Linked DNA regions of Homo sapiens: region 2 is linked to region 1. Evidence: chromatin loops called from intact Hi-C (ENCODE). Cell type or tissue: tibial artery. All regions are shown on one strand. Each heading gives the region's core, and the rest is flanking DNA. Links, peaks and the distances in the headings are about the cores only. Region 1 overlaps RARB (retinoic acid receptor beta). Region 2 has its middle 360 kb from the start of RARB-AS1.

Evidence for each region. A loop is a pair of places that touch in the nucleus more often than their neighbours do. Peaks named below come from ENCODE experiments on the same cell type or tissue, not always from the same donor. Only the 100,000 strongest peaks of a DNase experiment are listed, where the experiment ranks them.
Region 2: it touches region 1 in a loop (2.2-fold over the local background); 5 of 110 quality-filtered maps call a loop at or near these places.

The regions. Positions count from the first base shown.
Region 1 is chr3:25,566,225-25,581,457 of GRCh38, forward strand. RARB (retinoic acid receptor beta) reads left to right here. Exons shown (of 8, transcript NM_000965.5): 4 at 3,534-3,694; 5 at 14,322-14,498. Among named protein-coding and RNA genes, the nearest start is that of TOP2B, 91 kb to the right of the region's middle. RefSeq lists enhancers at 2,090-2,591, 6,705-7,233, 7,234-7,761. In tibial artery, for the core only: no CTCF peak of the experiment used is centred there; DNase peaks (open chromatin) are centred at 3,377, 5,117, 6,587 and 7,147; H3K27ac peaks cover 1,726 bases.
Region 2 is chr3:25,021,832-25,037,064 of GRCh38, forward strand. It overlaps a transcript of RARB not described here and the pseudogene RNA5SP125. Among named protein-coding and RNA genes, the nearest start is that of RARB-AS1, 360 kb to the right of the region's middle. In tibial artery, for the core only: no CTCF peak of the experiment used is centred there; a DNase peak (open chromatin) is centred at 7,230.

The sequences.
Region 1 (15,233 bases), core at 2,829-10,828:
CCACGTGTTTAGAAAATTTGTCCGTCAACTTATGAAGCTGTATGTAATTGGGGCATCATCACCAGAGGGGTTGTCCCTGCATTTTGTGGGTGTGGAAGAATTTGTGATAATCCCAGGAGTCCTTTATTCACATAGACAGTGGTGGTGGGACTTCACGTAGGGGACAAAAGGAGTGTGGAAAGTAGCCTGAGGTTACACACTGCTCCCCTTCGAGTGAGCTGCAAAGGCTGCTCCAAATTGGGCCCAAAGCACAGAAAATGGTGCTCTGGCTTCACAGTTGTGATTTTGCAAACGGCGTGTGTGATCACTGCACAACCCAACAGAGATGCCCAACTTGGTGCCCAGCTGCAGCTCACCCAGGGCCCCTTCCCACAGGACCTCACCCCTCCCTTTCTTGCTTGGTTCAGTTACTTCATGGTGACAGCTCACAGTGTCTCCTCTCTCCTGGTAACCCTCTAGAGCTGGGTTTGCTCGTCTGAGTTTTCCAGGCCCCTGGTGGTGGATGGGGACAGTGAAGCAGAATGCTTAGGAGCAGACACAGGTCCTGCAGACTTCCCTGTGGATGGGATTATGGGGACTCCTTCTGTGGGTTGTTAGTTTGTTTTGTGGTTTCTCTTTCTGCACATTGGGTTGACTATTTTCAAACATGGTATTGTTGGGCCTCAAGTTCCTTGAGTGTAGAAATGGGGTCATAAGGCCCACCTCACCTGGCTTACTGTGGGGATTTCGCGAGCTAGGATTCTTCACCTGCTGATGCCCAGTGGCCCTTGCCACACAATCACTAAAGGGTAGTGAGGCTGCTGCTGTGTTTTAATGTAGCTGTAGGTGTCATCTCAGCTTCAGAATCGACTCAAACAGTTCCTGGTATTTAGCGATGTGTCACCTCCCACAGGGCTCTGGGTTTTTTGTTGGTGTTGTTTTGTGATATAATTCACGTAGCATAACATTCATCATTTTAAACTGTACCATTCAGCGGTGCGTAGTGGATCCACTAAGTTGTGCAGCCTTCACCAGTAAGTCCAGAACATTTTCATCTCCTAAAAAACAAAACCCTGAACCCGTTAGCACTCCCGATCCTCCCTCCCCACCAACTTGCCCCCGTACCTGACAGCCACGAGTCTACTTTTTGTCTTTGGATTGGCCTGTTCTGGACATCCATATAATTTAGAATCACACAATGTGTGGCCTTTTGCGACTGGCTTCTTTAAGGCGTATGTGTGAAAGCTTCATCTGTGTTGTAGTATGCATCCATAATTCATTCCTTTCTATGACAAATAATATTCCACCATAAGGACGTCCTAGATTCCACTTCCCCGTCATCGGGTGATGAACATTTGGGTTCTTTCCACTTTTCAACTGCCGTGAGTCACACTGTCATGAACATTCATGGACAAGTTTTGCATAGACACATATTTTCAGTTCTCTTGGGTGTACACCTAGGAGAGGAATTGCTGCGTCACATGGTACCTCTGCGTATAACTTTGAGAAAAACTGCCGAGTACTCTTCCTCGGGGCTCTGTTTCAGAAGGACCCTCCCTGCTTAGATTTGACTTTTTCACTAGCTAAGGAAGGCCATTGGCAGAGGCCGAGGAAAAGAGGGGGGTCTGATCACCTGAGATCCTGCGCACTCACACACAAGCCTTCAGGCATTCCCTCCCCTCAGCAGCCCAGACTCCATCCTCACGGAGAGCCACCATGCCGCCTCTGCCACCCTGCATGACCCCTTTCCCCCTCATTGTGTCTCCTTTGCCCGCCGGCTTCTTTGCATTCTCTCTGCTTTGAACCATGATACCCACTCTCACCCAGCGTCCTGCGCCGGCTGGGAGGGATCGGGTCACAGAGGTCTCGAGGGGCCAGTCTGCACTGGGAAAGAATACAGCTGAGGCTGCACTTCCCACTCATTTCACCAGTGATCTAGAAATTTTCTGAGCCAATGAGCAGTGTCATTTCAGAGTCCTGGGGGAAGGAAACTGTCTAGAAGGGTGTTCTCTTCAGACCTGTTGGTTTCCTTAGGAATAAGTAAGTGAGTCCAAGTGAGGAAGGAACTTCTCAACCACGTGAACTTGAGCATATTTCTTAGCTTCTCCAAGACTCAGTTTCTTCATCTGTAAAATGGGTTTAAACTTGCCTACCTGATAAAAGGATCAAGTGAGATACCGTGATACCATGTTCAAGGGACTCAAAAAAATGTTCCTGGTCTCCCCAGCTGCCCTCCCTCCTGGTTAGGTAGGAGTGGCTCGTACAGACACTGACTTTGTAGTAGGACTCACCTCCCTTTTTTCCTTTCTTCCCCCTTCTCACCCCTTGCTCTTTCCTTTCACCACTTCCTCTCTCCTCCTGCTATTGTCTTACTCTGCCCTCAGCTCCTACCCCAAATATGGGTATTCTCATGGTGTGGACCCAGGGAACTGCCAGTTCTCAAATCACCCGTGTGCTCTTAGGGAGGCAACTCAGGCCAGATCCTCTTAGGGCAGATCAGATTATGCCCTGGGTCATTTTGCAGTGCAGATTCCCAGGTCACAGTGGTGGCATGCACAGCCAGGCAGCATCCAGCCTGGCACCCGCTGGGCCCCAGAGAACATGGACTCCCTGGAGGGGGTGGCATGGTCTGTTTCGCCTGTCTGCCTCCCTGGGTTTCAGTTTCTTTCCTCGCGAGATCCTAGCCAGGGGCTAGAGCTTTGAGTTACACTCGGATTTGAAGTCATCCCAGAGGTCTGTGCTGCAGGAGGAAGCACGGGCTTCCATAGCACTGTGTCCTGGGCCCTGACTTTGTGCCTGGCACCGTGCTTGGCTCGGAGCATGCAGAGGGAAAGGACACACACCTGCTGTGGGTCCAGTGTTCCAGACACAACGTGGAGTCAAGTGGCTACCAGCGAATAAGGGAATGAATGGTTTTCCAGGCTGAAGATTTCATACTGTATCAATTATTATTTTTAAGTAATTTTATATTCCAAAACAGATAATATGGTTCATACAGAAAGTTTAGAAAGCAGAAAAACACGAAGGGACAAAAACCATCATCCTTATCTCCTCTCAGATGAGTTTCTTCAAAAGTGCCTGTCACTTAATTCAGAAAACTAAAAAGCAAAGACACCAAAATGTGTAGCTAGGAAATACTAATTATGAAGTAACGGGGCTTTGTTCAGAGACCTGACCCTTCCCTTACAATGTCACTCAGGGCATCCCATTTGAGGGTAAAGCTCTTGGAAAAATCCTTCTCTCTTCAAGAGATCCAGTCCACAGAAAAAGTTCTCTCACAACAAGCCAAGACTCTGAGCCTCCTGGGTGAGCCCAAGCTCTCCAAACAACTGACGGGCACATGCATATACAGAAAGACAAACCTAGCTCTCTGCCGGGGTCCCGCGGCTGCCAAATCCCTTTTCCAGGGAGGTGTGTTATTACCACCTCTTCCCACTGTTTCTGTCCCAAATATCAAATGAGCTTAAGGCAGCCTTGGGAGGTGGAACCTCCCAGCTCAGGAGCACAGGCCCAGCCTTCAGCGACCCCTGATGTGCCTTCTCTCTCGTTTCCAGCTGTCAGGAATGACAGGAACAAGAAAAAGAAGGAGACTTCGAAGCAAGAATGCACAGAGAGCTATGAAATGACAGCTGAGTTGGACGATCTCACAGAGAAGATCCGAAAAGCTCACCAGGAAACTTTCCCTTCACTCTGCCAGCTGGGTAAATACACCACGGTAAGAGATACTCCTGCCCCAGGCTGCTGGGAGTGTGGAAACCTTGTACGTGCATGTGTGCAGACACACACACACACACACACACACACACACACACACACACTTTGCACTGGGCCTGGCAGGGGCTTGCATGCTAGCCAGCTGGGGCTATGTAGTAGCCACTTCTTTCTGTGAGGTAGCCTTTGGGCGTGGGCAATCAGTGAGTAGGCTGAGTGCCGCCTCACTGCAGTCATGCACACATGCATTCACTCTAGATGCATTAACTGAGTATTTGCTATACGACAGGCTGTGTTCTAAGCCCTGGCAACATGAACTATTCAGTGCTGCTCTCAGAGACTTTGATCTGGTGAAGGAAACAAGTAAAGCCAGTGAAGCGTTACATGGGTCATGACGGACCTCTGTACGGAGGGACCCAGGGGGACGGGGCCTGATCTTTTAAAAACCCCAATCCATCTGTGAAATCCAACCAAGATAAAGAGGCCATCCCCTGGGCCAAGGTTTGCCTTCTGTGAGAGGACATGTACAAAACCCCCAAGCCAGGGCCTAGAAAAGTTTGGGGTAGGCATGCCCCATGCCCAGTTGAGTGAATGTTCCCCCTCTGCTTCCCAGCGTTCCACTAGGAATGGCCTTTCACTGAGATTGGAAATAAAGAGAGGCAGGAAAAAGAGAAGTGAGATAAAAAGGTAGGAGGTGTATGTTGGCTGGTCTAGGTTGTGCCAGTGGAGGGGTCATGAGGTGCTTTAATTTTTCCAAGTGGTTTTTGCATGTATTATGTTCACTGATGTATATTTCTAACTTGTGGCATGTAATAGACACTCAGTAGATATTTGATGAATTAATACAACTAGAATGTTGTTCTGGCCTCTTTAAAAAGCTTAGGTTGCTCACCTACAATGCTATGGTAAACATACTTTAAAAACAAAATCCAAATATTGTAGCACTTGCTGGCTTGGTGAATGGTGTTCTAGAAAAATGATAGCATGGGAGGTCCTGAAGATCAAAAGACAAAATAGTGATACCAGAAAGAAAAAAAAAAAACAGTGAGCGGCGGGGCTTTGGAGCAGTTCTTGGTGAGCATGGGGTGTAGTGCGCTAGGATGTTGGTGGTATCTGTAACACAATAATGGTGACCAGGAGCAGGCCCAGAGGGGCGCCCATGGAATCTGGGGCCAGCACAAACCTAGGTGGCTTCTCAGATGAAAATGAGACTACACAGTTGGGTGGCACCAGCTTCTGAAGGGCTGGCACCCACCTTAAACAGACAAGTCTCCTGGCTGAGCTCAGAGACTTTGGCTCACCTGGAAGCAGAGGTAGAACCTTGAGCAGTACTTTTCAAAACTCAGCGTGCATCTGAAGCACCTGGTGAACTCGTTACAGTGCAGGTTCTGGTGCAGCAGGCATGGCCTAGGGGCATTTCTAACAAGCTGCCAGGCTGCTTATGCTGCTGGTCTGCAGACCAGACTCTGAAGAGCAAATGAGCCGGGCTTTGAGAAGCAACACCCAGGGTGGCACTCTGGGGTCCACCTCGCCCATTGGTGTCAGCCAGGAGAAACACTGGCATGTCTGCCAGGCCGAGGGAGAGTCTCGGCTTAACCTCAACCAGTCTTCACTGAGTTTGGGGAACACTGTCCCATCCCAGAGCAGGGACACAGGCCAGGACAAGACTGGACACTGTAAGGGAGCTTTCATTTTCACCTGGGAGAGAAAGTGGAATGTGACCCCATGTATCCAGAACAGAGGCCTGGAACCACACGAATGTACTTCAAGTCCTACTCAGCCACCATCAGCCCCATGACGGTGAACAAATTACCTAACGTCTCTCAGCCTCAGTTTTCCCATCTCTAAATGGGAATAATGTGAAATAGTTGGGAGGATGAAATGAGACAATTTATGAAAAGCTGCTGTGATGGAACCCAAAAATATCTACCCAGCAGTGGAGTGGCAGAAACATCATCCAGACACGTACCTTCTACTGGATACTAACTGACCCTCCAGAGACCTGGCCCCCATGCTGGGTGCATCTGACAATACAGAAAAGTAACATGATGAATAACCAATACCTGAAAGTATGCCATTTATTTCTTTTAGAAATACTTACTAATTGCCAACCATTCAGTGGCATTTCAGGCCCTGTATTGAGCTGTGTATCAAGGTGAGGGCGTCTTGACCTAAGAAATGAGGGAACTCAGGCTGGCACAGTGGGAAGGGGCGAAAAGAGAAGATGAGAGAAAACAGGTGCTGTGCAATGGTGGACTGTGTTGAGTTGAGAGCAAGTGGGAAGTGAGAATGGGAAAAGCCTGGCGGAGTCTTGAGTGCCACTTGAGGAGTCTGTAAATAATGAACAGTAATTGATGGTTGTGGTCAAAAATCTTTATTATTATCATTGTAATCATTATTACATCTCATATTTATTGAGCATTTACTATGTACTAGGGACCATGCTAAGTACTATAAGTATACTAATTCTTTTATTCCTTATGAGGACTCTGTGATTTGGGTTTCGTTGCCCTCATATTACAGATGCAAAAGCCAGGTACAGAAAGGCTCGATAACTTTCCCCTTGTCTCTTAGTCAACAAGTGGTCAGAGGTGAGACTTGAACCTAAACAGTCTGACTCCAGGGCAGCTCTTTTAACCAGTATACTATACACAGAATCCCTTGAGAGGGTTGCCAAAAAGGGAGAATGGAAGCTGGGGCCATTGGCGGCATCTAGCTAGGAGGAGAGAGCTGTGACCCAGGAATAAATCAATCTTGTAGCTCCAAGAAAGTCAGAGGAAAAGAGATGAGAGTGGGGAGGTCTTCCTGAAAGAGGAGACTTTTGATCCAGGTCATGAGGTGAGCGACTTTATATGGCAATACCTAGGGCCAGTAACTGCTACATCAGGGTCCCCCTCCGCCTCCTCCAGGTGGTATCTTAGCATAGCCAAGTCAATCCCCAGACCCTGACTCACCTAGTAATCAGGTGAAACAGCTCCCACTCTAACCTGGAGGAGGGCAGGACAAACACAACGTACAGCATTTGCCGCTCCTGGAACATGCGCCCTGGTGTGACCGGGATTCCTACAGGATGGCTCACATGTGAGGCATTGCCACTCCTGCGAGCGGTCCCTCACCACTGATGAGCAGAACGTGGAGAGATAAACCCCCCCAGCTTCCTTATTCGTTGGGCAGGATACTCTTAGGTATCCTCTAAACCACGTCCCAGAGTTTCCCAACTAGATCGAGCTCTGACTGCCCACAGTGATGATCTCCGCTGGCCGCCTTCCTTCCCTGCCCACTCTGTTCTTCCAGTGCTTCCTGGGATCTCCTCCCACATAAACTATCGTGCATTCCAATTCTAGTCTCAGCCTCGGCTTCTGGCCTAAGAGAGAGAGGCTTCCCTGCAGGCCTCCAGGGCCCTTTCCTATCCACCCCAATATGGGGGTGAGTCACCCCCAGTCCTCAACTGGGGCCCACCCTCCTAAACACATTGTGGAGACTTCTTGTACCTCCCAGTCAGGCAGAAAAACAGAAACACGATTTTATCTCTAGAGCGTGGCCCTTCACTACTGGGCATCCTTCCGGAGGCCTGCTGCCCACCGCGGGGTGGAGGGCGCTCTGAGCCAGTCTCGCAGCTGACCGTGCTCTTCATTTGTACTATCTCTCCCCAGATCTAGCTGTGTTTTTATTGTGAGCCACTTAAAATCCTTTCTGGAAGTCGGTGGTATAAATAAATAACAGCAGCCATAACACATTCTCTGCAAGCTCTTAGTTCGGAGTTGAGCATTTTTAAAAAGAGCTTTTTTTAGACAGGCAGTTGCTTCCACGGCAGGAAACTTCCTGTCATCTTCACCAGAGTGGCATCCCTGTCAGATGCCTTTGGAATTAGTGGGCAGAGAGGAATAAGAAAGGCAGCCAACTGCGCATCTACAGATCTTTGAAAGAGTAGTTCCTTTTTCTTCCCTAATTAGGGTGGATTTGGGACAAATGGTTGGGTCCCCGGAGACCGCAGGAATGGCTGGAAGAGGCAGAAACATATCCCCACCACCCCCACCTCAGGCCAGGGCAGGGCACTCACCCACAATCTTCAGAGCTAGTATCCCTGGGAAGGTTTCTACCCAATGACCCTCCGCCGCCATAAAAGGAGAGAGGGTGGATTCCCTGTGGAAAGGTGGAAAGCAGGAGAGAAGCTATTTATAGATGAGCTTTCCAAAATAGAATCAGGACTGAACCAGAGGTAACATCCTCGCTCTGAGGACGTGTTCTCCGCTTCCTTAGGGTGAACCCTAGTGAGTATCATTTGGGCTTTAGGGCCTCATAAATTCAAGCTCAACTCTTATCCCTGCTACTTAGGAGTCATGTGACTTTGGAAAGTTACATCATCATTTGCACCTCAGCTCCTTCATCTGTATAATGGGAGTTTTAAAAACATCCACCTCCTGCCTGGAGGGTTCCATGAGAAAAATATATGGAGCGCCTTGCACAGTTTCCGGCACAGAGGAGTCGTGCCGAATGTGCAGCTCTCCTCCTCTCCACCCCATCATAAATGTCTTGTCATTTTTTCGAGCCACATGCCCAGGTTCTGTAAACTAGCGTGGGTGTGACAGTGGGACAGATTTCCAGGTGGTGTAGCCCCCACCCCCAGCTCGTGCTGTCTGCTCCGGGCCGCCTCTGCTCCCGGCCTCCCACTGCTCTGCCGTGTGCGGGCCGCTCATCACCAGGTGGGGCCTGGCGGGAGGTAAGCTGTCCTCCGAGGGGCTTGTGAATATGAACTATGAAGATTTAAGAAGCCCTTAACCTGCTCAGAAAAATGACCACAAACAGAATTATTAACCACGAAAGACTTTCCAGGAGACATACCATAGAAAAGGAAGGCTGTTTTGAGCACTTGTCATGGGTGGACTCGGTGCGCTTTTTGGAAACTAACATTTGCCATCAACCAGAGGAGCAGAACCTGGAACTCGGGGAGCTCGGGCTGCCAGGAGAGATGCATCAGGAGGGATAGAAGGTCAGTGGGGGCCACGAAACCCGAGTTCCAGTCCCCACTGTCACCTCACAGCTGTCTGACTTTGAGCCAGTTGTTAACTTAGTGAGCCTCAGTTTCTTGCTAGTAAACACACCTGTGCTGCCAGTATCACCCAGCAGCGGTCCCCAACCTTCTTGGCACCAGGGACCAGTTTCATGGAAGAGAATTTTTCCATAGATGCTGGGCTTGGGGATAGTTTCAGGATGAAACTCATGAAGGACAACTTAGATCCCTCGCATGCGCACTTTGCAGTAGGGTTCATGTTCCTATGAGAATGTAATGCCGCCGCTGATCTGAAGGAGGTGGAGTTCTGGCGATAACGCTCGCTCCTGGCCACTCACCTCCTGCCGTGCGGCCCAGTTCCTAGCAGGACACCGACCAGTACCCATCCACGACCCAGGGCTTGGGGACCCCTGACCTAGACCATTCTTTCATGTTGCAACAAACAATGACTGCATACCTACTGTGTTAGTTTCCTAGGGCTGCTGGAACAAAATAATACAAACTGGGTGGCTTGAGACAACATTATTTGATCGCATTTCTGGAAGCTAGAAGTCCAAAATCAAGGTGTGTGCATGGCCACGCTGTCTCTGACAGCTCTGGGAGAGAGCCCTTTCTTGCCTCTTGTAGCTTCTGGCGTGGAAGGCAGTGCTTGTAGTTGCATGACACCAATCCTCCGTCTTCTCATGGTCATCTTCTCCCTGTGTTTCTTCACATCGTCTTCTCTCTATGCATGTCAACCTCTGTCCAGATTTCCACATTTTTTTTTATAAGGGCACCAAGTCATACTGGATTAGGGCCCACCCTAATTACCTCATTTTAACTTGATTACCCCTATAAAGACACTATTTTCAAATAGCGTCACATTCTGACATACTCGGGCTAGGATTTCAACACATCTTTTTGAGGAACACAGTTTAACCCGTAACAAACAGTAACACCTAGTGAGTGCAGAACTGGAGTGCATGGATGTTACCTTTCCATGCTTGCCGCTCTCTGCAAAGTCTAGCTGGAGATCAAATTTTGTCACAAGTGTTGTGAGTATTTAGAAACCTCTGGCAGCACACATAAGTCCTGATCTTTTGAAGAAAAATGTTCTGTAGGCACTGTGCTAAGTACCCACATTCTTCCTCAGTGATGGAATAAGGGAAAGACGTTCCCAGCAAAAGCAATAGCATGAACACGGCACAGGGTTTCACAGGGATGGGGCTGGGTGGGAGGGAGGCAGAGCTAAGTTTGAGGAGGTAGGTCAGGGCTAGCTTCCTAGGGGCTTTGGGTGCTGGGATAAGGTGTGTGAACATTAGCCCTAGGGAGCCAAGGGAAGTTTCTAGTCATGAGAAAAAGCAGTTCGAAGAAGGTGGTGCCTAGCTGCTGTGTCTGGCTGGAAGGCTTCGGCAGGGACACAGGGCAGGGCTTTTGATCTTTCTCAGATATGCCCTGCAGCTCCAGAAGGCATTCGTGGCCCCTTCCAGCAGCTGGGACCACTCCAGAATTCTAGCATTTCTTGGACATCCTCTAGGGCCTTGGACTATACCCACCACCCCACCCCTGCACTCGACCAAGGCCCCAGATCTCTGAACCCCAGGAGTGAAGGGGCTGCAGATGGATAGATGGTCCTTTCCAAGGTCATGTCCCAGCTCAGGAATCTTAGACGATGGTGGTCCAGGAGCACGCCTGAAACGTGACCTCCAGGGGAATCCTGCGGCATCACTCTTGCTTTTTAGCCAGGCTGCTAGGAAATACTCGAAAGATTCTAGAGACCCTCCCTACCTGCCCTCTCCCATTGCCCTTTGCTCGAAGCCCTCTCTAGCCACAGGCTGCACCATGCCTTTAAGATCACGCCCTCCTGTCTACCCAGAGCTACAGGGTGGCTGCCAAGCTGCCTTCTCCCCACCTGTTGGAGGCATCTGGTCCTAAGGAAAATGCTGCAGGCGTGTTGGGGGCCTTCTCCTCTCTTCTCTTCTGTTGGGGGCAGACGTTCCCGAAGCCATGCTCTCATAGTGCCTAGATAATGTGTGTATTGACCACAAAGAGATGTTGGCCGGCACATAACATTCTCTTCATAGCTGTGCTGGAGCTCTTGTAGCCACCTGATGGAAGCATCCAGAGATTCCAATAAGGAGGGAGATCACAGATGCAACCACAGGCTTTAGGAGTCAGGAAGTTCTAACCAGAAAGTAGAAATATGTGAGGAACCAGTAGGGAGGGGGTGACGTGGTGCACTGGTGGGAAGCCTAAACACCCCAACCCAACTGTGTGGGTGAATCCCACACCCTCCGGTTCGCCCGCGGGATCTTGCACAAATGATTGCACTTCTGTGGGCCTTCGCTTCCTCATCAGCCAAATGGGGACCATAATGGTGCCTACCGCATGGGGGCGCTGTGAAAAGTAAAGAGAGTCGGTGATCGTTAAGCATGTAGAACAGTGCCTGGCACGAGGCAAGCCCTAGAAAAAGGGGTGGTTACATGCAAAAACATACAAAATGCAGGAATTGAATGTGGGTGACAGGGATGGTCTGCAAATTGAACTTGAAAGGACATCAGTCTCCAGGATGGTGGAAGGATTTCAGGCCTAAGGAAGAAGGAGGCACTTCCATGGATATACCCAACATTGCCACAGAATTTTAATTCTTTATTTCTTTAATGAAAATTTACATTTCCTTCTTAACTTTGAAAAAAAAGCCAGAACGCTTGAACAAACCACTGTAATACCCAGGAGCTGCCTCCAGTGGGATTTAAAGATGCTGGTGATTCCACTTTCCTTTATGGGTCTTGTTCTGAAAGTCCTGCCAGTCCAGGAAGGCAGCCCGTTGCAGCAGAGAACCAAACCAGCAGAAGAAAGGGATCCATTTGCGTGGCAAAACTTGCCATTTAATTGGATTTCATAGTAGGGTTGGGCTTTTCTGCTGCTTAAGATGGCCCTGGGGGGCCATGGGCGCGACCCTCCATATATGGGCCACCACGCGGCATCCTGGGGAGGCGCTGCAGCTCCTGTAGCCCCTGCCGAAGAGGGGACCTCCTCTGGAAGCCCTGGCCAGACTCTCAGTCGGCAGCAGATGGAGGAGAGCCCCTTGCCCTTCTGGCTTGGCTGTTTTCCTCATCAGCCTGCCTCATACTCACAGCAAGGGTCACTCCTCACCACCCCACTTTCTGCTTCTCCTTCTCTGTTGGTTTTCCTCCCTGCACACTCAGAAATGCTGCTGAAAATCCACGCTTCGCTGGTGCTCCCCACAGCCGCCTTCATTACCAACCCAAGCAGGCCAGGGCTCTCCATTTGCCGCAGCTGGAAGATAATATATAAGCCATTTGAAGCCTCATGCCTATGAATCCAGCAGCCAGTATAATAAAACACCAGGTTATTTTGTGTTTTATTAACTGCCTCTTCCCTTCAGTTTGCATAATAGTGAGTTAGATTTACATGCCGTTAAGACGGCTGTGCATTATTTTTAATAGAAGGTACGACAGGCTCCTCTCTCTCAGCCCTGGCGCGTGATAAAGTTACCTCATGCAATGTTGATGAAGGTTTCGTTCACACTTGCTGGGTCGGGGCAATGTCTTTTTTTCCAGATGGATACTCTATTGTAAAATGATTTCCCTCCATAAGCTTGACTCTCCGTCCCTCTCTTCCGTGTCATCTTCCTACGAACCGGATAAACTGCCTATTAAATTTAATTACGGCCCAAATGGCCACACATCTTGATCTCATGTTCCCTCAAGTGTACTGTATACCACCAAGGTCCTTGAGGAAGGAATAAAATAAATCTGGAGGATGCATGTCTACTCTCCACAAGGAACGTCGTGGAAGGCAAAGTTGACCACCTTCGTTTTTACAGTGTCTGTGGCACCTCGTGCAAACTCTTCTTTCTGGCTTTCCATGCAGACGTTCAAAGCAAGAGCTAGTTTTATTCACTTCCTGTAGACTGATTTTAACTGAGGTGGGGAACTAAAGATATCAGTTTGAGAAACACAGTACCTCTCCTGAGCTGTTTACATTTGTCAGAGAACCAAACGTCAGCCTTTTGTTGGATAGTAAATTACAAATATCTCATCATTTTATCTGTAAATATCTTAATATGTATTCTAAATGAAAGAAGCTCCTGCAAACGAAAGTAAAGCATCAGTGCCATTATTACCATCCTAAAATAAAATGATCTCTAACACCTAATAGCTCATATTTCTGGTTTTCTCATATATATCACCACCTCTTTACAGTTTATTTTTTGAATTAAAATTTAGATAAGGTTTACACCATGCAATTGGTTGTCAGTTTTCTCAGTATCTTAAGTCAGGTTTATTGCAGTATATTTTACATAATGTAATTTTTATCTTTTTTAAAGGTATAGTTTGATGAGTGTGATAAAAGTATACAGTCACATAACCTGACTCCAGTCAAGATGTAGAATATTTCCATTGCTCCAGAGAGTTTCCTTGTGCACCTGTGGTCAGTCCCCACCTGCCTTCCCGCTCCTGGAAAACCACTGAACTGTTCTCAATCACTATAGTTTTGCCTTTTCCAGAACGTCATATAAATGGAATCGTTTTGAGTATGGGCGTTTTATGTCTGCCTTCTTTGGTTTAGCATGCTTCCAAGGTTTATCCATGTTGTAGCATGTATTACAGTTTCCTTCCTTATTAACGCTACCTAGCATTTTCATTGCAAAGTTGTAATCACAATTTATTTATCCACCCATCAGTTAATGAGCATTTGGGTTGAGTTGCTTTCAATCTATAGATTTCTCTCTCCACTTGTTTTTCTCTCTTGCAATGTTCTTATTGAAGAAACCAGTTCATTGGTTTTGTGGATTTTCTGGCATTCTGGATGTTGATAGCTGTACCCACTTTGTGTAGTTTACCGTGTCCCTGGATTTCCTGAGGTTATCTAGAGTCTCAGTCAGATTCAAGTTTGATTTCTGGCCAGAATATTTCATGGGTGGTGGTGTGTTTTTCCATCAGGACATCAGCATGACAGGTGGCGTGTTTTTAAGAGATTAACAAGTACTGATGGTCAATGCTTAGAGCCATTCATTCATCAGAGTTAGAAAATGGTGACTCCTCATTCCTTTCTTGTTTGTTAGCTGGATAACTGCATACAGAGATACTTCCTCTCCTCTGTTACTTGATTATCCAGTGGTACAGGCATAAGATTTTAAGTGTTTTAAAAGGATGAATCCGACCGGACACAGTGGCTCACGCCTGTAATCCCAGCACTTTGGGAGGCCGAGGCGGGTGAATCATGAGGTCAGGAGATCGAGACCATCCTGGCTAACACGGTGAAACCCTGGCTCTGCTAAAAATACAAAAGGTTAGCTGGGCATGGTGGCACACGCCTGTAATCCCAGCTACTTGGGAAGCTGAGGCAGGAGAATCGTTTGAACCCGGGAGGTGGAGGTTGCAGTGAGCTGAGATCGTGCTACTGCACTCCAGCCTGGGTGACAGAGCGAGACTCCGTCTCACACACACAAAAAAAGGATGAATCCAGGCTAAAAAAAATGTAGCTGTCCCACCAACAACCTGCCTGCTCAAGGCTGACATGTCACCCCCTCTAATTGGAAACACATTGAATTTCTCCCCTCCTATAGAGCTTCCCGGAAACTGTATCTGATGACATTTTCTCTCTCTCCTAGAATTCCAGTGCTGACCATCGAGTCCGACTGGACCTGGGCCTCTGGGACAAATTCAGTGAACTGGCCACCAAGTGCATTATTAAGATCGTGGAGTTTGCTAAACGTCTGCCTGGTTTCACTGGCTTGACCATCGCAGACCAAATTACCCTGCTGAAGGCCGCCTGCCTGGACATCCTGGTATGTGCCTTTTTGAGCTCTCAATGGGTCTGGGGAGGGAGAGAGGGCACCGTGGAGGGGAGGGAGGGGACCAAGAGACATTGAAGATCTCCAGAGGAGGTTTTGAGTTTCGACTCTAGCACTCACCTGACTTAGTAGGTGGACTCACCTAGCCTCTGGCTCCTTATCTGTGAAATGGGCTGAATTCCCATCCCTCAGGCTCACTGAGGTCTGCGAGGCTCAAATGGGCTGAGGTTGGCAAACTCTACAGGTGAATGCTGGTCTGTTTCTAAGTTTACCCCAGACCCCCTGATTTTACAAGAAACAAAATCATCACATATGCTCTCAGGACCCCTGGCACCTGTAAGTTACTGAGTAATCATTGCCACTCTTCCTCAGGTCTGTTTAGCAAACAGGACACATAAACATTCAAGCTTCCTGTGCGACCACCACACACGGGGACCTCTCTCCTCCTAAGTGGGAGTGCGTTCGTGTGCTTAATTATAGTAACTGTATTTGCTTTGCAGAATGGTTTATACCCAAAGCTATGAGAGACCTAATAAAAAAGCAATGTTTTTATAGCACTTCAAAAGCTGATTTTACTTTCCCTATGTTCTGATGCATCCCTGGAGGCCAGTCCCCCATCCCACTTTCTCCATGGGCCTCCCTGCGTACATACGTCTAATGGGAGCTGCTCCCATCCAAGGAAACAGTCCCAGCCTGAAGCCCCCACCAGGGAAAGAGAGGGTGGACTTC
Region 2 (15,233 bases), core at 3,735-11,734, 540 kb before region 1:
TGAGTTTTAACACATAGGTCCTTTGCTTCCCAGGTTCATGCTCTGAATTACTGAGGCAGATTGTATTTATACATTTTAATTTATCAAATATTTGATAAATACTGAGTTAGGCACCAAGTAGTAATGATTATTAAAAACTGAATTTCCCAATTACATGGAGCTTGCAGTCTAGACTCTAGAGGGCAACAGAGGCACTGATGAAGCAATGACACAAGTAGGTGGTAAAATCCTAAGAGAGATAAGTGCAACAAAGAACAAGTTTTTATTACTGCCAGAAACTGGAGAGCTTTGAATTTTTTAAACCCAAGTATAGTGTACATGTAGAAAAGTAACGAAATCGTAAATGTACAACTCAATAAATTTTCACAAACAGAACGTGACCAGCATCTCAGAAGCCTCCTTTGGCCACCCTTGTCATTACTCACCCTAAGGGTAACCAATATCTGGACTTCTAAAGCCATTAATTAGTTTTTCCATTTGTATATAAAATGAATCACATAGCTTGTGTTTTTTTGTGTGTTGACTTTCTTTGCTCAACATTCCCTTTGTGAGACACATCCATATTTTTGTGTATAAGTTGTATAGGATTTCATTTATATGCATATTTTATCACCGATGCTGTTAATGGGCAATGGGAGTAGTTTCTAATTTTTTAAATTTTTCTAATTTTAAAAACTCTGGTCAAACTATTCCAAAGCGGCTGTATCATTTTGCATTTTTACTGGCAATGCAAGAGCATTCCAGTTCCTCTACATGCTTACTAGCCCTTGGCACTTTCAGTCTTTTTTACTTTAACCGTTCTGTTGAGTATATAGCATCACATTGTAGATTTAATTGAATTTCTAAACAGGGAGGACAGGGAAGGCTTCCCTGAAGAGCTGACATTTGAAATGATGATATGTAGTTAACAAGATGACAATGAGTACTCCAGGAAGAGGGAATGGCATTGTGTAAAGATGAGTGGCAAGAAGCAGCATGGTGGGAAAGAGCTGGTGAAGGGAGCTAGGGTGGCTGAAACAGGAGTGGACAGTCGGAGATGAGGACAGATATGTCAGGAGTGGCCTGATAGTGCAGAACCTCAGAGAACTAAGGAGCTTTATATTCATACTCGGAGCAACAGAAGATCATCACCAGACCCTAAGCAAAGAAGATTGATCAGATTTGCCCAAATCACTTTAGCTGCTGCATGGATTACAAATTGGAGGGACAAATGGGTAGAGGGAGGGAGATATGGGTATTGATAGGCAGCTACTCTAATAGCCCAGAACAGCTTCAGTTCTTTCAGTAAGGAGTCCCCTTTCTGTGGCTACTTGGCCTGCCTGGGTCTCAAGTCCATAGTAGGCCTAATTTAAGAGCCTGATGTTACCATAACCTTGGGACCTTTTGTGACATGCAACCCTTGGGTACAGGATTATACTCCACAGTAATGTGAGAAAAGTATAGCCACAATCTTAACTTCAGTCTGCTTAATCAAGAAGCCTATTTAATAATTTCTGAGCACTTGAGTAGGAGATTGATTGATTAATGCGGTTAAAATGATGGCTTCTTTGTCTTTTTTATTTACTGAGGTTAAGACGAATGTTGGCTTTGTCCTTTATTGATTAAATAAAGGCCTAGGACTAATAGCTCAGTATGTGTTTATGAGCACTCACAGGATACACCGACGCAGCTGAGTTTGCTTCAACATAAGGGAAACACAGGGGTTAGGACTACATCACAAAGGGAGTCTATCCTTCCTGTGTACCAATCAAAACTAGAATTTGCATTTTCAGTCTCTGGGTCACTATTATTAGGGACTTGGGATGCGTCCTGCCACTGTGATTAGCCAGGTGTGTGAAGTCTATAGATGTGGTATGTGGATGTTTGTATGTGAGACAGCTATGAAAGGACAGAGTGGAAGTTTCTTCTGTGAGGTTATCCAGTGAAACCTCAATAGATTAGAGCGGCTATCTAAACAGTTATTCAAATGACAACATAACAATCTGGAGAAATTAATTTAGGGTACATTAAAAAGTAATACATGCAGAAATATCTCTAGATGTGGGTGTTTGGGGAGGTGGGTAGAGGATTACGTGAGTGTGACTGTGTGTGTATGTGTTGATATCATAGTCTGAGTCTTACCATTAACTCTGTTATTGGACAATTCCCTGGCTCTCCATATGTTGTTTTCTACATCTGTGAAATGAAGAAACTGGGCTTAGATAATCCCTAGGGACTATCAAGCTCTACTCTCAGAGTCTTCCAGTATTAATCAGCCATAATAACATGCTCTCCAATGAGCCTTCCATCACAGCCTAATCCCTGAGTCTCAAATTAGAAAATTAGGTTAATTAAAACACATAGAAACTCATAAGACTTTTGTAGATTTTTCTTTGCAGCCCTGAGAAACTTTAGATCTGTCTTTTCTAATTTTTGAAAGGATTGTTTGATTTAGTAGGTGCGGCCAAAATACAATTATTTGATTACCATTATTTATTGACTGTTAGTTAATAAAACTATCAGAATACTTAGAAACTATTTCTGAGTGTGAATTGCCCTAACTTTGAGACCATGGAGATACAATTGTGTTGTGCTTTCTAATTCATATAAACTGACATGATTAAAATTAATAAGATTTGAGAGTAATTATAGAGACTATCATGAACATTAAGCAACAAAATGTGCCTTTGAGATCAATTTCTATTTATCTTCTCTGCAGATAAGAGACTTAGGATAAGTTTCTTTCCAATAAAGCAACCTAAAATAGTCTCTAAATATAAGAGGTAGTCCATTGGACTAGAAAGCCATTAGACAGTTTTTTCAGCTGCAACAAGATAAGAAATCTTGAAATTTAAAAAGAGCTGGGCACGGTGGCTCATGCCTGTAATCCCAGCACTTTGGGAGGCCAAGACGGGCCAGATCACTTGAGCTCAGGAGCTCGAGACCAGCCTCGCCAATATGGTGAAACCCTGTCTCTACTAAAAATACAAAAATTGGCTGGGCGTGGTGACACACGGCAGTAGTCCCAGCTACTATGGAGGCTGAGGCAGGAGGATCGCTTGAACCTGGGAGGCAGAGGTTGCAGTGAGCCGAGATCATGCCACTGTCACTCCAGCCTGGACAACAGAGTGAGACTCCGTCTCAAAAAAAAAAAAAAAAAAAAAAGGAAATTTAAAAAGAAAAATTGGTTAGCAAATATGGCCATACCACCCTGAACACTCTCAATCTCATCTGATCTCAGAAGTTAAGCAGGATTGGGCCTGGTTAGTACTTGGATGGGAGAAAAATTGGTTAGAGAAATCCATGTCTGCCAAGAAAAGTTGTAAGCATTCTTATGAATAAAGACTTGATATTCCTCCTTTGATGTCCTTCTGAAATACAGGAATTAGAACATTTTCATCTACATAGCACTTCCAAGATGAACTTTAATTGTAATTTAATGTCATTCAGGTGATAGCAAATGCTTATGGAAGTTGTCAGCAAATTATTCTGTTAATAACTTTGATACCAACTGACTGTATCTTGGAGCCCTTCTCCTTTTGACTTGTCTGCACATATTAAGTAATGTCTATATTGTGTCAAACTAAACTGTATAGACTTGTGCCAAGCCCTGGGGGACCTACATTTCTGGGATTGCAATCTTGACCCAGATGATTCATTATCTCTCTTTGTATGTGCCCAGCTGTTTGATGATATATGGAACTAGCCAGGATGGTAGAAAGTTAAAGTAGAAACTATAAGTTACAGTAGTTATGTACACAGATAAACATAAGGCCAGGAAGGTATTACAAATGAACAAAGTGGCCTACCTAGGGAATAGGGACAATCTGGAGAGTATGTTCCATTTAGAGGGACCAGCTGCCAGGAGGGACATGGGCCCACTGTAGCCTGGTATCCTGGGTTTCCCAAAGTTCTTAGAGTATTTGCTCAATTTTTAAATGTGGGTAACTAAATTCAAACTGCAAGTAAACACTTTGTGAAACAAAGAATATTTGTCTATGGCCCATATAAATCCCATTAAGTGTCAGTTTGCAAAACGCATTATAAGGATAAGAAATCTGTAGGAGCTATATGTCAAATTATGTTAAATTGAATCATATAACATTGCTATTTTTATGGCTTAAAAAATGCTCAAATATCAATAATTCCTCTGATTCAACCTGATAGTCTGCAATCCCAAATTAATGAGACTGGTAGTCTGCATTGCCAGAACCAGTGTACAAATTAGATGAAATGGAATAGTACAAAGTGATTTTTAAGTTTTCATGAGTGCTCTTGCTCCCCCCACCTTGAGAAATTTGATAAAAGCCGTGGGCCTTCTTAGATACCTGCACTTTTGCATAAAGTTGTGGCATATGAGGAAAGGGGCTGAGAAAACCTAGAAGTCCAGGGCTTCGAGTTGACCCATGTGTAAGGAGATCCAATTACAGCAGTGTATTAGTCTGCTAGGGTTACTCTAGTAAAATATTACAGGCCTAGGTGGCTTAAACAATAGAAATTTATTTTCTCACAATTTTTCTTAAAGTCTTCTATAAGTGGGCTCATTTTCTCACAATTTTGGGGGCTACAAGCCCAAGATCAAGGTGTTGGTGGGTGTCGTGTCCTCTGAAGCCCCTCTCTTTGGCTTGTAGGTGGCTCCCTTCTTGCCATGTGCTCACGTGGTCTTTTTTCCTGTGCACGCACATCCCTGGTGCCTCTTTGGGCATCCAAATTTCCTATTCTTATAAGGACATCAGTCAGATTGGATTAGGGTCTACTCATATGATCTCATTTAACATTAATTACCTCTTTGAAGGCCCAATCTCCAAATCACATTCTGAAGTACTTAGGGGTTAGGGCTTTAACATATAAATTTTGGATGGAACACAATTTAGCCCATGACAATCCATGTCCTGGTAAATTTTTACGTGTATCTCTATGGAGAGAAAAAAATACTATTTGTAGCATTTGCCCAATTTTTGTGGTATAAATACTCCCACCTTATCTAATTTCAGGTTACCCCAACATGACATCATTAACCATGGATTTGGGAAGATAGCTGAAATATGTAGCAATTCTGTAACACAATAAACAAAAATAGTCTCAAGGGCATAGATCGTAGTAAGATGATTAGGAAGCGATGAGTTTTAGTTTTCATTTTTCTTATTCATATCATTTATTGTAAGTTTATAGAATTTAATTTTTAATAATAGCTGTCTTTAAAAGCCAGCTAGCAAAACTCTTGAAAATTTAACAATGGGCTCTCAAGAGCTGTACAAGCCAGTCCTAGCCTATCACTGAGTTATGTAGCCCTTAAGTAGAATTCTGCCATTAGGAATGGAAAAGAATAACTTACTCAGAAACTATAAAGAGACAATATATTGGCTGTAATAAGTGACAGGATATGGGAGAAAATAAACAGGAAGAATCCAAAATTAATAAGAGAAGGATGGAGAGTTTGGAAGGGGGAGCGAGTTTTGATGGGGCAGCAAATTAGGCATAGTAGGAAGAGTGAGTCCTGGGGTCAGGTGACCTGAATTCCTATCCTGGTTGTACCCAAGCAGGCTGGGCAATATGGGCAAGACATGGCTTCTCTGAGCCCCAGTTTCCTTCTCTCTAAAATACATCTTCCCCCCCATATGATTTATAGGGAGACATTCATTTCTGAAATTCTGGGATCCTATCACTTAATGTCCTACATAATTGCCAAGCCCTCTTCATTTTTCTGTCTGTATAAGCCAGTTTGTGGGGGAAACAGCCATAATTGAGGTGAGTATCTATCCCTCACATATGACAGTCACTGCAGAAGGTACACTTTATGGAAAGGAAAAAAAAACCACAATTCTGTTGACACTAATATATAGTTAGCAAGACCATAAAAGAGATTTCTATCAAAATGCTTTTTTTTTCCCCTTATGATCCTCAGTGGCAATTATAAGTAACCTATTTCAATGTGCATCTGGCTTAGAAGAAAGGTGTGTGAACTATATCAGAGACTCAGGCGGCCCCAGAGGAGTTCTGCTTTCACTTCAGTAGTAAGGCTCAGTGAATGCTTTGTGATTTGACTACATCATGGCAGGGTGCCTGGTTGCTGTGCTCTTGAACAGGTCATTTAAAAAGAAAAACGATGGTTGTGCACACTTAAGACCTTCTCTGAAATAAACAGGCCTTCATTGGCTCATGGATTTTTTTTTTCAAACCCTTCTGTAAATATGCCTTCCTAACCATTTCAGAACGATCTTGAAATGGTTCTAGTCAACACATTGTTATCGGAGACATAAGTAATCAGCTCATAACATGTTGGTCACCCCCACCTACTTCACTTTGTGTTAGGATTCTTGCCCTGGTGCTTTTCAAGGAGTGTTCCCTAGACCAGCAATGTCTCCTGGAAACTCATTAGAATGCAATTCTCAGGCCCTACCTCAGAACTACTGAAGGATAATCTTTGTAAATGAGGCCCTGTCATTTGTCTTAACAAGTCCTCCAGGTGATTCTGATGCAGGTGGTCTGACCAGAAGCTCTGCCATAGAAAACAGGCAGGAGTCAGGCTTTCTCTCATTCTTGCATCTCTTTATGCCGGTGGTTCCCAAAGTGAAGTCCCTGGACCAGCAGTATCAGTGTCACCTGGGAACTTGCCAGCAATCTAAATTCCTGGGACTCCACTGGAGGTGGGGTTCAGCAAGAGGCAGAGTCGTTGCCAATATGTAGTTTCAAATAATGGACTTGGGTACTTCCATTTGGGACTAGGGAGAGAAGCATGTTAGTCTGATAAAAACAGTTATAGGTACAGAGTGGATTTTAGAAGAGGGAGAAGGAATCATGGGAAAGGGTGTTTCTGTGGTTTCAAGTGTGTGAGGATAAAGGGTGTTTGTGGGAGAGGAAACCTGGTTTACCGGGAGAGCCATGTACAGAGAAGTAAAAGGTATTGGCTGTCCCACCTCTTCCTGTGCTTAAGGGAACTTTCAAGGTCCTATAACTTTGAGGAAGTCTTGTAACTTTCTGGAAAAGCTATGGAGAATATCCTGTGGTTGTCTGGAAAAGCCCTGCTGGAGAGTTGGCTTTTACTTGTCCCGTTCTGGGGCTCTCGTGAATTTACCAAATGTGCCTGACCATGTTAACCTCCAACTCCACCCCACCCCTACTCTTTTTCTCTTCCAGCTCTTGCCTGCCTGTTTGCCGCTGGCAAAGGGAGCCCAGGCGTGTTCTCAACTCTGTGCTAGGGATGGGAGTATTCCTTTCCAAAGTAAAGCATGAGAGGAGCTTACCCTCAGACAGGCTTCCTGGCAAAATCCTGGCTGCCATATGCAGTTGTCTGTCTTCAACTTCAGTTCAGGACCATTTTTAATCAGATGGCATTGGTTTGGGTACTGACAAGTTCTGCATTTTAGAGAGGGCATTTTCCAAAGTGGGAAACTGTCTTGGAAAAGACTTCACACTCAAACTGAGACTAAACCATGATTCTTTTGTCACCCAGGACTTTTGCTGCTAACATCCTTCTAACTCGTAAAATCATAGGTCAGTCGTGAGAAACCTAAGAGTCAAATGACTGGTAAGTTTCCTCTTCTTAGAAAGCAGGAGGCTCTACCATAAAAGACAAACTCCAAGGATAAATAAATTGAGTGAATTGGTCTTGAACTTGGCTCTACTCTGCTTTGCATAACTGCTTCAAAACTGGTGACCTGGGAATAAATTCCAAGTGGAAAGTATTTCCCAGTTTCATTTATGAATAAATGGTCCACAGGAGCCTTTTCCTAGGTCTTCACTGATGAGCCTTCTTAGCTTTTTCAAATGTGCGGTCAGTGGGGAGTTGCCTTTTCTCCACGTGACTCTGACCTATTTCTCACCCACTTCATTGACACCCTGAAGCACCATTTAGCACTCCAGGATACCTTGTGTATTAAAGGTAATCCTTTGAGAGGTGTGAGTCCATAAAGTAGTGAATAAGTCACGTGTGGCACAGCAGTGCTGCTTTTCATTTTAGGAATGGGCAATGAGGGTCACACTACTATTTCATCCAAATGGGAAAAGGAAATTAACATGGGACAGAGTAGAAGTCAGAAATCCTTTAGTTGCATTTAGCTTTCATAGAACACTGGGCCCAAGAAATCATATCAGAGTGAAAATATCTGCCTGATGATGTATGAGACAGGGCCACTGAATTTGGGGACGTATGGAATATGGTGTCAGGCAAGACAAATCACATCCTTCAGTTATAGTGCCGTTGGAAAGCCCTTTATTCCTCTGAGAGACAGATATCTCATGCCATCAAATTGAGCTTTCAGTGCTAGAATGGAGTCATGCAGGGTGATCAAGTAGATTGTATTGCTAGTCAATACCTTTTCTATTATTATGTTACTGGAAAATAATAATTACCTTCTGCCTGAGCCTGTGCAAGATTGAGAAAGACAGGGGAGAGGAAGAATATTATATTGTTCAACTTGTGTTTTATATTCTGCCCTTACACATGTTAAAGCCAGCAGCGCTAGCTGAAAATTACATATATTTTTTAAATCATCACTCTACAGTAATTTCTTCTGCCTTTTAAAAATGACTATTAAGCTAGGTTGGAAATGTAAATCTGGAAATTATAAACAAAGTAAGAGTATTGTACATATCAGTATTTAATTCCATATTCTTTCATAGATTTGGTTTTGGTTTAAAACTGTATTATCTTTTAATAATGGTGATGTCAAAGATGTTTAAAAATATTTTGAATGAGGAAAACATTTTTGAGGTTTAATTTAGTTAAAAGTTTATAATTTGTATTATGTTATCTCATGCTTCTTCCTGGCAATTCTTTAAATTAATAAGTTGGGGTCTAGAAAAGTTCAGCTTTTTGTAGAGCAGGAGTGCCTAAAAGAATACTCAGTTTTGTCATACAATTTTGAGGAAATCTTGCATCTTCCTGGAAAAGCTGTGGAGAATACTGGGCCCTGCTGAAGATCTGGCTTTTACTTGTGTCATGTTCGGGTGCTCTCTTGCATTTACCAAATGTGCCTGTCTGGTTTCTATAACACTAAATGTAAGTTCAAGAGCAAGGACCTCTTTTCTAGTTTGTCCTCAGCTCATTTTAGATACAAAACAAAATCAAAAATTTATTTTCCCTTTCAACAGGGGCAGGCAGCAGAGTCAGTCTCTGAATATTCTCATCCCCAGGTATTTACTCTGGAGGCTGCTGCTCCTTCACCTTCTACTATAGGAATGTAACCCTTTGCTTTCATGGGCCACAGTAGGGTTTCTTAATTTAGCACTACTGACATTTGGGGCATGATATGTTTTGTTGCGAAGGGTTGTCCCGTGCATTGTAGGATGTTGAGCAGCATCCCCGGCCTCAACTCACTAGGTGCCACTAGCACCACCCTCGCCAAGTTGTGACAACCAAATAAAAATATGTGCCCATATATTTTAGCAATGTATCCTTGGGACAAAAGTGCTTCCCCTTCCAAACCCCTCTCCCCATACACCCATATTGAGAACCACTGGACTAGCTCAGTGTTATTTAACACACCTAGCCACGCTTTCTGTTCTCATACCATAAAACTGTTAAGAAACAGAAACATAGAGCAGGTCCCAAACTAGTTTAGTTGCCCTCTTCCTGGCCGGTAAGCTTTTCCTACAAATTCCCAAGGAAAGAGAACTGATCATTTTAGTGAAAATATTATGAGGCCTCCCCCTTAGAATGTGGACACATTTTGCTGATGTCTGGAGTAGAGAATTGCAGAGGTGGGTGGGTGGTGGGTAGGAAGAACATAACGTGACAAAGACAATGCCTTGAAAACTAAGTAGATTCATTTATGCCCACTAACTCTGTTGACCCACTTCCTCTTACCTGATGAACTCTTTCTCTCATCCCCCCTCTCTATCTAGCAAGCACTTGGGGTAGTGACCCAGGGAAGGGAACTGTCTATGGAGTTGCATGTTTCTATTAGCCAAACTTGAGAATGTCAGCTATTTTGTGTTACTACCATATGAAGTGAAAACTAAAAAGGGCAGTTGCAAATAATTCCATATCTTCATATACTTATCCCAACCAGTTACTCCAGTTTTAGGGATTAATATTAGTACTTAAACTAAAAAGAAACAAAAAACTCTAAACCTGACCTGAATAGAATCCACATCAGGAAAAATACATTAAGAAAGTTCATAAATTTGACTTTTCTTAACACTATTGTTAGAGTTGATAATTTATTATTCCTCAGAGAGTTTGCCTTTATTAAAGCCAGGAGAAGGAATTTTTTTTCTAGATCCACACCCATCTGCTAAGCCTGTAATCAAGACATAACATATCCATTGAGCTAAAATTATTTTTCTCCCTAAAAAACTATTAATAGGTCCATAATTCATAAATTTACTAATTGTTTCCCTCTGCTACTATAGTAGCCAGTGTTGGTGACAATAGCCATCATTAAAATTGGATTATAAAAGACATCCGCAATCAGTGAGCTGTCTTATTTATCTTAATTAAGTCACGGGCTGCATAATGGAACCTGCCTTTCCCCACCTTCCCCTTACCTAAGACAAGAATGGTAAAACAAAGGCAGTAAAAGCTAATGGCCCTATGGGCTATGAAAATTAGCAGCAGCACTTTTTTCTCCAAAGCCAGTTTCAGTCATTAGTTGAAGTGCTACATAAATGCTAAGTATCCCTTGTTGGTTTATAAAGTTAATTCCACCCCAGAATGAGACTGTCTTATTCACTGATTACGTGGATCTGAAGTGAAGCAGAGATGAGAACCTCAGGCACTACTGCATATTCAAAAGCAGTGTTCACTATAAACAACACTGATATTCCATTATTCTCCTATCAGATTGGCTGAGGGTGAAAAGCTTCAAAATACATAGCACTGGTCAGGCTGTGTGAGACACAGTCACTTTTATATACTGTTGGTGAAAGTATAAAATTGATGGAACATAGATGGAAGGGAGGGTATTTCAGCAGGGGGCAGGGAGGGTAATATGCTGGAATTGCAACTGAACCCACCCTTTGTTCTAGTAACTTGCCTTCTAAGAATTTATTCTGCAAATGTATTTATAAAAGTTCACTAAGGCATAAGGACTAGATTGTGTTGTGGTAGCAATGTTTATAAAAAAATAGTTCAATTGTCATTTCGTGGGACAATACATTACCTCATGCAATGAACATAGTATTTTGCAACCCATAAGCAGTACTCAGTGAAACCCATTACAGTCAAATTGAAATGTCCCTCATCACACATCAACTTAAGTCATTCCTTCTACTCAATTTCTAAAATAATCATCAAATATCTTCTAGTTGCCAGTTATTCATCTAGGCTTTTGATCTGGTTAAATTTTTACTTTTTGTTTTTAAAATGGAGAGACAATATGATGTAGATCATATTAATGATTCTATTTCCTTTATTCAGTTAATATTTATTAAGTGGGTATTATTATGAAGGTCTAGAGCTTTCAAAAGAAACAAGGGAGTCCTGGCCCACCAGAAACTTACAAGCAAGTGGAGCAAAGACAATTAAAGTAGGGGTCACTCATCTATTGTTAAAGATAGCTGTATTAGTCAAGGTCTCAGAATAAATTATTTCTCATAGAAATTAGACCTTCCCAGTCATGGGAGAAGCTGGGAAGTTAATTGTCTGAAATGTGGGAGAGATGGTGAATCAGAAGTTATTAACCAGAAAATCTGAGAAACAAGCACCTCCAGTCCCTGAAATGGGACTGCACAGGGAAGTGTGTGGGAAAGCTAAGAGAAGCTGTGTCTCTATGTGGCTGCTGCTTTTCAGGTCCACTGCCAAGCATCTGCCAGGAGACATGCCGATTATGTTGACAATCAGGTCAACAGTCAAGAAGAGCTCCCCCTGGAGGACAGCAAGGTCAAGCCAGACCCACATCCAAACATGAAGATTTCAGAGAGCAGTGGCTGCAGCTTTATCTCTGCCTTCCAGTTCCCAGGCAAATTGCTCTGTTGACTAACTACAGCTTGGAACCACACAGGGAAGGGGATTCTTGGAAACAAATTTCAGCCTAGGCAAGTTGGCACAGTAGAAAATACCGTAATAAATATTTGTTAGCTTAAATCTCCTAGCTTACATTACCGACAAACGTATATTCAAGAACGTACATGGGTGTTGTTCTCCCAGACCTTTTCTCCTCATGAATAGTTGAAAGTAGATGCTTTAAATGTTGGTAAAATGTATGTCTCTACTAAAATCAGGTGACTGATTTTAGAAATCCTTGTTTTTCTTAAGCCGTAGGATCTAGTCACTCTTGGCTGAGCCTGTGTTGCTCTGAGGGTGTTTTTGAGCCTCTGCTCCTGCGCTCACAATGGGAGTCAAGAATAGCTGTTTGGACCAGTCTGGCCAACATGGTGAAACCCCGTCTCTACTAAAAATACAAAAATTAGCTGGATGTGGTGGCGTATGCCTGTAATCCCGGCTACTCAGGAGGCTAAGGCGGGAGAATCGCTTGAACCTGGGAGGTGGAGTTTGCAGTGAGTCAAGATCGCACCACTGCACTCCAGCCTGGGCCGCACAGGGAGACCTTGTCACAAGAAAAAAAGAATAGCTGCCTGGATATATTTCAGATCTCTCAGTTGTGTGTCGAGAGGACCAGAGCATTGTGACTTAAAGGATGTTTCTCCATTTAGCTTAAAAATGCAATGTCTTTCTCATAGTAGGTGCAAATAAAGGCTTGAACGAGTGGATAGATGGAAAAGTGTATAGACAGTGATTTCTCTAGGCAGAAGAAGATGGCTGCATATTTAATAGCTCAGTGTTACAAAAGTAGATGTGCAAAGAGTAAACCTTCAACAAAACTGGTTTTTATGGCTCAACAAAGCTATTTTAGGTCAATTCCAACACAAACATCTGCCATCTTCTATGCCAGATACAAAAAGCTCTTCCCTCCTTTCCTCCTTGTGACACTCTTTGACTTAGCCAAACATCAGTAAAAAACACAAGCCTACATACAATGTTTTGGCTCACAGAACGAATGATTTGAAACATTTTTAATCAATTATCAACCCTTAAAAATGGGAGATTTTGTGTAAGTATCCACACTTCCAGTGTCTCTTGGAAATTCAGAAGACCTGGAAACATTGGAGTGCCATTTCCATGTGGCAACTGCAGCTGGAGCTCAGTGGCAGCTGCTCACTTTACACAAAGTGCTCTTCTGATTGCCACTGTCTCCACCACTGTGAATTGTCCATTGACACGAAGGCTGCACATGCCTTGCCATTTATCATTCCACATGTGATATGATATTTCTAATAAGTAAAGAAATATTAATAGGTTAGGATCGTAATGAAAAAGCTGTTTCAATTTATTTAACCCTTATCACATGTCAGGTACTGTTAACTGCATTTTTTTGTTTGTTATTTGAGACAGGGTCTTACTCTATCACTCGGGCTGCAGTGCAGTGACACCATCTTGGCTCACTATAGCCTCAGACTCCTGCATTCAAGCAATCCTCCCACCTCAGCCTCCCACGTAGCTGGGACTACAAGCACATGCCACCAACCCTGGATAATTTTTGTATTTTCTATAGAGACAGGGTTTCGCCATGTTGCCCAGGCTGGTCTCCAACTCCGTAGCTCAAGCAATCTGACATGCTCAGTCTCCCAAAGTGCTGGAATTACAGTTGTGAGCCGCTGCGTCCAGCCTTTTTTTTTTTTTTTTTTTTTTTTTTCTCTCAAGGTAGCTATTCCATCATGTGGATAAAAAAACTGAGATTAAAGAAGTTAAGGAATATATCTGAGATACATTGAAGGAAGTGATGCAGCCAACATTCAGGTACAGAAAAATAGAATCTCTTAGAACTTGAGAGCCCAAACTCATATTGATGTTGCTTCACCTAAACTATGTGTCTGTACAGCAGCCAGCAGACTTTTTTCTACAAAAGGCCAGATAGTAAATAATTTAGTTTCAGCTTTGTGTACCCTACCATCTCTATTGCAATGACTCAGCTCTGCCCTTGTAGTATGCAAGTAGCCAAAGAATATATGGAAAAGAATGGGTGTGGCTGTGTTCCAGTAAAACTTTGTAAAAACAGGCAATGGCTGGATTTGGCTTATAGGCTGTAGTTTGTGAACCACTGGTCTACACCCACCTGCTGTGAGCCTCAGTGACTGCCACAACTGAGGTGGTTATACACTCGGTAACTAAATGGTGAACTGCCATGGAGGGCCACAGATGTTGTGACATGGTCCTTCACGAGACCCTTCATAGCAGGCAGAACTGTAGGAAATTGCTGTTTTTAAATATTGGAAATTTCATGTAGTTTAACCCAAGTACTATGCCACGCTGTGAATGAAAAGACAAGTATTTATTTTTTTTATTTCTGCCTCCAAATTTGAGTTATTTCTGGCTTTTTATGTTTTTTAAACACTTGAAATCCCCAGCCAGGGGGACAAAAATAAGGGAACGAATACCAAAGGCCTACTATGAAACAAGAACCTCCTTGCGGCAGTTGTATGAGATAGACATCTTTAGCTCCCTCTGCTGTGGACAGAACTGAGGGTCAGAGCTGTTATGAAACTCTCACAAAGCCATACCACTAATCAGTACCTGAGGTTAGAATTTGAAGCCATATGTCTGTAGCGCCAAATCCCAAACCCTCTCCATTCTACCGTAAAAATGTATAGCATTTTTACTCTGAATTTACCTCTATTAATTACATGCCGGAAAAGAAACAACTAGACTAATAGACCATCTTTTCCTTTAAGTCTTCATTTTTTTTCAGCATTATTTATTGATGGCCTACTGTGTGCCAACACTGGAAATGTGATGCAGAATGAGATAAAAACACAAGCTTGAAGATTATTCCAGTGGAAAGGGACAACAAATGTCTCTAAGTGATGAAACCCCAGAACTGGCCACCTGGACCTCAGGCTTTGTGCCCACACCAGTACCTGAGTGTGGTGCCAACAATCTGAGTTATCTTTGTTTGTAGGGCTGCTTCGGAGAGCAATGGTCTGGTTAGGATGTCGAAAAGGCATCACTACAAGCCATGCAGCCAACTAACTCCTAAGTGTGCTTGTTTGCATTCAGGGTGGGGAGGGGGGATCTGGCCAGATTCTCTGGGTTTCTTTGGCACCTTGTCCCAGAGCTACATTCTTCTGTTTTACAGAATTGAGTTTTTTCTTCTAACCTATGGTACTTTCAAGGTCATGCATGAGAGGTGTCAGGTGTGCTCAGTGAGGATAGGGATTTACAAAAGTTTGTATGTGTGATGGTTTTATTTCCCTCCTGTCAAAATTACTGCTGGTTCCAAAAGAGTCAAGAACTCAAACTTGCATGAACTCTT